2 separate regions of the Mus musculus genome follow, and region 2 is linked to region 1. The links are chromatin contacts, found by Hi-C or POLR2A ChIA-PET in ENCODE. All regions are on one chromosome and are shown on one strand. The core of a region is the stretch at or near the end of the contact, and the rest is flanking DNA. Distances in the headings are between cores, read along the strand shown.

Region 1 (5,096 bases), core at 844-3,343:
GCGCACACACACACACACACACACACACACACGCACACGCGCGCGCACACACACACACACACACACACACACACACGCGCACGCGCACGCGCACGCACAAGCGCGTACACACACACACATACACACGCACACACACACACACATACACACGCACACACACACTCACGCATGCATGCACACACACGCTTGGTGAGCATGTGAATCAACACACTTAACTCTTGTGTCTATCTTTGTGAATACAGGCCTAACTGTAGAACTCAGGCAGGGAAGGAATAGCTGGATTCTGGAGAGTGCAGGCCACGCAGGGCGGGCTGCACTTGGTGGATCTAGTAGGTAGTTATGGGCTCCCTGTTCTTTGATACAATATTCAGTTTTCTGGAGGAGTTAACATGATTTGTAAGTTGCTACATAAGGTGTCCTTTCTCCTGAGTCTCACATATGACTGTAACTTTCTCAGTTTTGGATTACAGGTTGAGTAATTTTGTGCTGATTTCGCTCTGGCAGTACTGCCTCTCATTTACTGAGTTACTAGTGCAGAGGATGGGAAAAGAAGTAAATTTTTATTGAACAGCTGCTATGGGCAAGATATATAAGCCTTAGGGGTTTTTTTTTTTTTTAATTGTTGATATCTATTTGCTTAAATAGGTACTAGGACAGAGGTGAAGCGGGTTAAAAAGTTAAAAACCCAAACAAATAATGTTATTCAGGATCTCAGCATATCAAGATTTAGCTGTCTATCTGCAAGCTTGCTTCGCCCCCCCCCCCCTTTTTGGGACTCCAATAATATTAACTATTTTCTATAACTCGATTACTGCCCTTATTATGTAAACATCCAGCTAAAGGGCTAGCCAGTTCTGCACAGTCTTGCATTTCTCTCCTATTCATGCATAAATTACATTTTTTATTAGTCATAGTCATTGTATGCTAGAGACAAGGAAATAGATTGGGAGCCGGATGGTTTCTCTGAGTACTAGTCTTGCCCTTTAATTAGACAAGTCACCTTGACTCTGAAACTTGCTAAACTCAGTTTCAGATTGGTAAGACAGAGACATACAGAGATTTTTTTTTCCAGTGTCCCCTGCCTATTCGGAACACCCAGTGACCTGACGATCTGACAGCATGTGTTCCAAGTCTTAAAGGTGGAGGACAGTAACCTATGAGCTCAGTGCATGGACCTGTTAACTAGAAATCCTCCCTGTCATATAAAATCATGACATGCTGTCACAGTGTCTCTTGGCTCTTGTGCACATGACATGAGCTAAAGGCAGAGAAGGGTCTTCTTTATTTTTAGGAAGAGTGGTCATAGGTATTTTATACCCCAACCCATAACAATTTCTTGTGATTAGCTAATATTTTAAAGTTGTCAGGATATAGTAAATACTGAATTTACTTCTTTTAAACTTCCTTCAGCATGAGGGCACGCTGTGGTTGAGTCTCAAAACCTCTCCCTACAGTTGCAAGTTTACAAATTTTCCATCAAATGAGGTTTTTTTTTTTAACCTATCAATCTTTAGGTGGTTGAATAAATAAACTAGAGCTTACCATAAGTATATTTTAGGTTACAAAAATGTTAGTCAGGCTTCATTTAAGTTACTTTACAATTTACAGAAAAGTAGACTATAGATGGAACTTTGTAAGTATCTTCTTCATCCTCGCCACTCGTGAATTGAAACTAAAACCACTCTTTACGTATTTTTTTTTAAGCCTTAGAGGAAGAAATCAGAACTTAAGGATCAAGGAAATGAAAATATAAACCCTAAGACACAAGCACCAGGAGGCCACTCTGATTCCTCTTTCTCTCTTTTGAAATTAGAGTGTGACTTACCATTGCGTCCCCGTCCCCATCCGTAGCCCAGGCATCAGTGTGTCTGGAGGACAGCAGGGACTCCCTTACATGAACTCCTTCACGTCTGGCTTCAGCTCTGCTGGGGTGGCGGCCTTCATGCTCTGTATTTGTTTTCTTTCCTAAGCATTTTAGTTATTGAGCTGCCTTTGCTCCGAGGGTTGCGTCATAACCCAGCTGCACTTGTCCCCTTCACAGGATCAGATAACTCCTTTTAACCCCATCTCTGCTACTGCACACTGCTATTCTGCATCAGCCTGAGAGCTTGCTTAAAAGAGGAACTCCCAATTCCTAGTCCGTGAGCCCACAGAAGAAAATCATGCTTCATTACCTTGCTGAACGTAGGGAAAGTCCAGTCTCACCTATAAATCCAGTGTTCCATTCATCACATAGGAACAATTTCGGAGACTCAAAGTGCAGAAAGCCATCTTACTTTGGGATTACCTGTAGTCTTTGACTCTACCCTGAACTGGATGGAATTTTCCTACTTACCAATTCTTCTGGCCTCCACAGTCCCTGTAGGTAAGATTGGTTCAGCGACTTAGTATAACATCTGACTGGTACTGAGGGAAATGTACTTTGCTTTTTAGCTTGGGCTGTTCATGTTGACAAGCGGGAAGTGCTGCATTAGGGCTCAAACCAAAACATTTAAAGTACCCTCTGAAATGTTGATGGCTCGCCAAATTCCTGAGCATCCAGCAGTACAGATTTCCACCAGCTTTTGGAGGCCGGCTCTAGTTTGTGCTTATATAAGTTGGAGCTGATGTAGATTTGCTAAGGGTTACAGATTGTCAAGGCCTGATCAAGGGTAAACAGCATGAAGGGGTGTGTGAAGAGGGAGAGGAACCCAGCCGGCAGGAGGATGGATTGTTCCCATGTCTAGCCATGACCTTTTGTGTGAAGCTGTAGTAATAATAGCTACAGTGTTCTCTGTTTGGATTCATTTTAAAGTTTTGATTCACATGGTTTTAACTAGCTAAGGTTCCCCCACTCCCCTTTGCTTTATTTTTTCTGGAAAACTGAACATTTATCTGAGAGTAAAGCACACCTGTGTGGGTGTCCACAGGAGCCTTGCCCTGTACTGGCAATGCAGCAACAGATGAGCAGAGAGTGGTTCAAAAGATGCCAGCCCCCTCTTTGGGACACACATGCCCTGTCCTTGTGGGATGCTAATTGTGCCCAGTCTGCACCATCCTTTAGTGGTGCGTAGGGACTTCCGACCTTTCTCCAGTTTATCAGCACAACTCCGGTCTGATTTTGGATAGCACTATTTCCATGTTGGTTTGCTAACTGACCTGTTTCTGAGTATTTAACAAATTGTTCCCATGGATTTTTTTTTTTTTTTTTTTTTTTGCTCTCCAGTTGTACTCTGGATTAACACAATACCACACCATCTCTCTGTACCATTATGCCGAGGTTCCTCCATGTGCTTAAGCCAACTTTGAATGCTTCCACCCAGCACTGGACCTGGAGCATTTTCTCTGGTCTTTCTTAGATTTCTCTCTCTTTTTTTTTTGGTCTCACCATTTTCCCCTCCCGCCCAACTCTGTCTTACCGAATCAAAAGTAAAAGTTCCTCAAACTGTCTCGTATCTCCTAAGCAACTATCAAACTGTTCTTCTAGCATCCTTTGCAGATGCATTAGAAAATAGTTCCTGTGTGCTGTCTTCACTTCCCTTCTACCTTGTAATCTATTTTCCTGTGTGACTTCATGGAAACTGCACAAATCCAGCCCCACTACCCATTGCTCAGCCTACTCGTTATTTTTAAAAGATATATAAAGGCAGCATTTGTTTTTTAATTGTGAAAGTGCACACAAATGTTCTGTCTTGACCTGTTTTCTTTTCTGAAATAACCCTGTTGTGAGTTTCAGGCTCACCTGGACTTCCTGTAGGAGCTCAGCAGCCTCAGAGCTTGTAGTCCTTGTGTCTTTGTACTTGTGGATGGAGTTAGGTGTGTGCCCCACACCTGGCCTTTGGGTTTTAAATAGTGTCTCTCAGAGCAGAGTCTGAACACCTCACCTTACCCCAGCCTCTCCAGTGCTGGGATTACAGGTTCAAACCACCACACTCAGTCTCTTGACCACTTCTCAGGGATGGTTCAGTGACATATGTGTTACCTCATTGTCACGAAACCATGACCACCATCATTCTCAGAAATCTGTTCATCTTGCAAAACTGAAACTCTAACACCATTACAAAAGCATCTCTTTGTCTCTGGAAGCTGCCACCCTGCTTCCTATCCACGTGGATTTGACTTCAGTAGGTACTTTAGACGTGTGGCATCACTTAGCCCTTGGGTGGCTGGCTTATTTCACTTAGTATATTATGATTTTGGTTCATAACATGCTGAAGCATGTAGCAGAATCACATTGCCTTTTTAGGCTGGATAATTGTGCCTCATGTGCAGGCCATGAACCCACCCACTATGGAGAGTTTTGTGCTTCCAAAGATCCATGGTCATTTATCCCTTTCATCCTGAGGCCATGAGAGTATACAAATACTGAAGATCCAGTTTTAAGTGCTTTTACACACAGTAACTTCCCCTTAGTGGTGGTTTAAATATTAAATGGGAAATTCTATAAATGAGTAATTCATACGTGGGATTGGTATCATTCCCAGTGTATCACCTAAAAGTTAAGTGCTTAATCTCAGCCTTCGAGCAAACACAAAAAAGCATCGAGACAAAGTTTATCTTTTCAACAACACTGAGCTAATGCCAGGACTCTTAATAAGCTTGCCTTCAGTTTTTTCTGAGTATCTCCTCTCTCTGTAGAAGTACCACCTCTAGACACATCTTGGACCCACTATGGAAGAAGTTTCCCTGCCTCTTATCTCAACATACAGAGCAACTCTGTCTTCACCACAACAGCAAGAAGGAGCTGCCACTTATCTGCCTCCCCCGAGCCACCAGCGGACATTTCCTCACTACCATCCGGGCACTGCTACTTCAGGCCCTTGGGTGCTACCACAGCTCGGGACCACAGCTGCTGCTTGTTGCTTTCTCCTACCTAGTTCCTGAGCTGTGAGGGCAGGCATGGTCTATTAGTGAGGCTTTGATCTCTGGTGGTTACCACATTTATTTTTATTGCATGGAATTGGAAGAATATAAATGTTTAAGGCATTCATTTTTTTTCTTCCACATTACTTAGTATATGCGTTTTGTAAGTGACACTCCTGCATGTTTGTTTCTCTTTCCTGTTCGTGTAATATGTATTTGTGAAAGCCACGGTGAGACTGGATATGATCACTTAT
Region 2 (5,030 bases), core at 2,220-4,719, 80 kb after region 1:
AGTTACTGGATAACTGGATAAAGCATTGTGTCAGTAGCCTTAAAATTCCAATGTTTGGTCTCCTTGTTTCATTTGTGCTCTTTCCTAGCCCAGGTGGGCAGCATTTCTCCTCAGCTCTAGCACGCACATGATAGGAAAGCAACTATACAGAGTTCAAGAGCTTAAGCTTCCATTTTTAAAATTTTTCTTTTTCATCTAGGTGCTGATCAGATCTAGGATCTTGTACATGCTGGGCACAGGTCCTACCACTAAGCCCCACTACCTGCCCTGGAAGCCTACTCTGTTAATGGTAAATCGATAGGAGCTGGCTGCTTTCCTTTTACTTTTATAGTGCAGTAAAATAAGACCCAGTTGGGCTAGGCATTTTGATGCATTCCTTTAGTCCCAGCACTCTACTTGGAAGGCAGGGGCAGGTGGATCTTTGTAAGTTCCAGGACAACCAGAACAAATAATGACAGCTTGTCAAGAAAAAGGGCCCCTTTTGATTTGTTTTAGCAAAATTTATTAATTGCACAGTGCATATTTAGCAAATTATCCTAAATCAATTCGATAAGTAGATGAGGAATGATGTCACACAGATGAGGAAGTGACTGGGCTGGAGGACTCGGAGGAGGTTGGGCAGGTAAGGTTACCTGGAGTAAGGGACAGCAACTTTGGGTGTCACTAATCAATAGGAACTTACAAAGTGGGTCAGATGGAAGGTTCTATGTACAGTGCAGTGCGGACCAAATGTGCCATATTAAATGGAGTTTGTAAAGGTCAAGATTAGCAAGTGATTCCAGGAAGACAAGGAAGTTCTCTTGCCTCTGTGGCTTCTGAGGCTATGGAAAGAGAGAAGCCAGGATTTCACATTACAGGCGCGGTTAGGGGAAGAGTCGTCGTGTTCTCCAGAAAACCCAGCATCACCAGCCACATATTTTAATTTTCTTAAACCCATAATGAGATCCAGGGAAGTAGATAGGCCCAAATAAAATGAATCAGGCTTTGAAAAATCTTCCCACATGAATATTACTAATGCCAGGCCAACCATCCCCTTGCTCACATGCACTAAGGATAGTGTACAACAAACATCCCGTCTAGGATATCCTTACCCCATTTCTTTTGTAAAAATGTGTGATTTTGCTGTCTTTTTACGAACCCTGTTTTTGGGAAATGTGGCTAAGAATGAAAGCAGTTAATATAAGACAGTGTGTAGCAAGGAACCTAATTTATAGATAAACAGTGAGGGAAATAAGTATTTTCCAACAGGATGCAGATGCTGTTGCCCAGGAAGGTTTTGCTGACTAAACACTTCCCCTCTCTGGATTGCACATGGCTGTGAACTGGCTTTGCCTGTTGCATGTGCCTCTCTTCTGGTGCTCTGTTTAGATGTAGGAGCAGCCCTTTGCACTTGTAAGGAGGAAATCTTTTGAGATGCCTGGGGTTATTTTGACCAACCCACTTTGGTTCCTCAGACTGCATCTCTTTGAGCCCCCACCTTAGCCTTTCCACACAGGCACTGGATATGCAAGTTGGTTGGTTTCTGTTCACAAGTGTCAGCATTCTGAAGGCTGTAAAAGCCAGCCTGGTGTTTTAGGAATTATGTGTGTGAGAGATGGTGGGGTGGTAACTAGAAGGAAGATTTTTCAGGCAAACCTGTTTCCCATTAACCTTTTCCATAGTACATGAATGCCCTTGAAAAGGTGACATCTAGTGGCCATTTGCTGTATTACATGGTCTCTTAATTTATCCTGCTTATAAATACGTCTATGTGGTTAAAATGGGCATAATGTTTTTCCATACACTAGGATAATAAAATGTAGGGAACTGTTTGTTCCCCTCTTTTTTCCTGTAATGCTTAAATGAGGTCTCCACATAAATGATCTTTTGAAATCCCATCCATAAATAGACGTGAGGCCATGCGTGAAATTAACCTGTGGGACACAGTGGTCAGGCTAGGGTGATGTTGTCTGTCTGACTACTGTGGTGGTCTTCGCTTGATCCTGCTGTTCTTGCCTTTCCCCATCTCACACATGGCACCTTTTGTGTGAACTTCTTGCATAAAATTATGTATATTAAGGGGTCCATACAAATGTTAGTTGTTGCCAGAAAGAGAGTTGCTTCTTTAGCAATAAACAGCTGGTTTTCTAACCTACAGTCAGTCTTATTGGTGGTTTGACTGTAAGTGTATGGTATTCTGACAAAATGCAGTGGGGCAAAGCAGACAAAGAAGACAGCCATGACGATAAATACCTTCACCTCCAGCCGCTTGTGCCTGCTGTCCTTACTCCTAAACTTCCTATAGGAGTTGTACACCTTTTTGGTAATCACCGCATAAAACAGAAGCATCAGAATAAACACAGCCCAGAAAATGAACTGGCAGGTGTGACTGACCACCTGATGCCACCACAGCCCAAGGGGACTCTTCAAAGATGCACACTTCTTCACGGATGATGGCGTTGCCTCCTTGTTCAAGATCATGTTTGGCAGGGAGATGAAGAACATCAGGGACCAGACGGAAATGGAGACTGTTTTTGCGAAAGCCGTCTTTTTGACAAAGGTTTTCCTGAACGGCATGATGATCTTGAGGAACCTGTCGAAAGCGATGAGGCCCAGCATCATGATACCCACATACATCGTCTCATAGAAGACCACGGAGGAGAGCGTGCACACAAATCCTCGGAGCTGCCAGGGCGCAAGGTGTGAGTCGGAAAGGATTTTGAAAGGCAGCATGAGTGCCATTATCAAGTCTGCCACCAGAGTGTTCTTGAGGTAGACGATAAAGGTGGAATTGCTGGGGATGTGGACGAACACCCAGAGGGCCACGGTGTTCAGCAGGATGCCTGCCAGGAAGACCACAGTATAGAGAACCGGGAACAGCAGCTGTGTCATCCGAGTGTCCCTGGGGCACCGCTCAGACTTGTTGAAGCCCTGCATCCCAGTGGTGTTGATTGTCCCGAGCATCAGCTATTACACATAAACATGCACACAGAGAAAGATTACACATAAGCAGGCATACAAAGGAAGGTAAACAAAGGGTCCTTGTGGATTGGCAGATAACTACTTCTTGTAAAAACAAACTTACTATTTAACTCATTCAGCGGATTTGATTCTTTGGCTAGAGCTTTTTTGAGCACATAGCTTAGTTTTGTTGCTGTTGTTGTTTGGTTGGTTTTTGTTCAGTTTAGTTTTGTTTTATAAAGTCCTGTTAATGTCTACCCTTGTGAAGTCCAAATAGCAAGCACCAATCACTACACGGCGGTGACAGAACCTAATTTAAGATGTAAGAGTACAGGGTAGTGTGTCATGCGTTATGAAGTACCTTATGCTTGCAGCCCGTGATTACAGAATATTATATTTAGATTTCTAGAAAATTTAACCACCTTTTACCTTTTATAGCAAGCAAATTCATAAGAAAAATTAAACTGACCTTTGTTTTGGAAGAGACTCAGCTGTATGAGTTGTGGCAGTTACTAGCTCAACCCACGAATAGCTTGTGAAGTAAAGGTTCTGCTTTCTTATACTGCTTTTCCTTCCTCATTTCCCCTTGTGGGCTTCTGTAATACCCACATTTTCTAGAACCTCTTTGTCTTTAGACCTTTGGAGCATTTACCAGTAGTTATTGGTTGCGTGTTCTGAGTATTGAATCCAGTGCTGTCACCGGCTCTGCAGGCACGCCACCACGCCATATTCTTAACATGTGGTCTATTTTATTATATTAAATTATATGTGTAAGGGCGCATATGCATTCAGGTGCCCTCAGAGGCCAGAAGTGTTGGATTCCCTGGAGCTGGGGTCCAAGGTGACTGTGAGCTGCCTGGAGTGGGTGCCAGGAAAATCCCTTTAACCGCCGAACTATTTCTCTAGGCCCAGTGTTTTACTTTTTATTATTCACATTCAGCGACCTTATTGAATACTTCATATGTAATAGTAGGAGTTAAAATGATGAAGAAAATAGTATGAAATTACAATCAAGTAGGAGGAGAAGACTTGATCTGAAAATCAAATCATCTTCTGTCCCTTACAGCCTGGGCGTGCAAGAAGTTTGTATGTCTAAGGCTAGGCTTTGGTTGTTGGTTGCTTGTTTGTTTTGCTTTGTTTCCTTTCTTCAGACATTGCTGTTAGTCTTTTGATCCCTAGATCTGTGGCAGATTATGAGTCACATTTCCCAAGAAGTGGTAGCTATTATTCCTGGACCTCTGCATTATTCGGTATTATGTTTAAACAAATGTTTTAAGAGCTATATACCTCATTCTCTCATGTAGCAAGTTTGAAATCATCATCTACTTCATAGGAGTGTGGGGGAGGGGGACCGATGGACCGACCCAGGGCACATCAGTGAAAGCTAAACATGCCAGCCGCTCATTGCTTGGGTTCCTTGAATTGCCCAGTTTGAGTGGAGCTACAGTGTGGCACTTTTAGGAAGCCCTTTTGGGAAACCACCTCCATTCTTGAGACTTAGAGAAGTTTTGAATCAGGGCTGGCCTCAGATTGGTACAGTGTTTCGTTTTAAATCTCAGGGAGTGTGCAGAAAGTTACAATGTGTGACAGTCTGCTTCCCTGCCCGACAGATGAAGGGAAAGAGGAAATCAGATGATCCTGGGGAGGATGTGTGGTTCTCTATGGCAAGTTTCACTTCACCGTTCTTGCCACGCGCTTACCGTAGAGATGGACCGTCTTCAGGGTTTGGCTAACTAGTAATTCCTATATTACTTGGTTGAGAATTTGGAATCCATTGATTCCACATTTGAACATTTTAAAATGAAATGTACTGTGTTTCCAGGGAACGTTGGTTAACTCTAGGGAATAAATGGCACATTGTAAAAATTTTCTTTTTGGCTAAAATATGTTAGGATTTACTGATGTAATGCCCCTTAACTTAAATATATATCCTTTTGCTTTATAAGAGGATAAAAACCTAGCAAAATCAATATTTTAAAGTAGGTTTATTGTTAATTTTAACCATAAACACAGTCAATTTTAAATTTCTCAATAGCCCCCAATCCAATATAACATTGAAGGTCTGGAAATTTTTACTTTAAACAAGGGAA

Evidence for each region. Hi-C counts contacts between places; a loop is a spot of excess contacts on that map. ChIA-PET counts read pairs that join two places held with the same protein, here RNA polymerase II (POLR2A).
Region 2: a loop to region 1 is called in a map of left cerebral cortex, with 2.2 times the contacts of the local background. The contact joins the promoter of P2ry13 here to the promoter of P2ry14 in region 1. A Hi-C loop is called at or near these places in 20 of 37 maps with a recorded cell type or tissue (Patski, T-helper 1 cell, T-helper 17 cell and 5 more). POLR2A ChIA-PET finds 5 or more read pairs at or near these places in 1 of 5 experiments (Patski).

What each region holds. Positions count from the first base shown.
Region 1 is chr3:59,128,669-59,133,764 of GRCm38, forward strand. It overlaps P2ry14 (purinergic receptor P2Y, G-protein coupled, 14), which reads right to left and starts at 2,094. Exons shown (of 2, transcript NM_001287124.1): 1 at 1,826-2,094. The coding sequence starts at 1,828. The region is part of intron 15 of Med12l (mediator complex subunit 12-like); the gene reads left to right.
Region 2 is chr3:59,207,413-59,212,442 of GRCm38, forward strand. P2ry13 (purinergic receptor P2Y, G-protein coupled 13) reads right to left here and starts at 3,470. Exons shown (of 2, transcript NM_028808.3): 1 at 3,410-3,470; 2 at 480-2,946. The coding sequence starts at 2,943. The coding sequence ends at 1,930. All of the region lies in intron 15 of Med12l (mediator complex subunit 12-like), which reads left to right.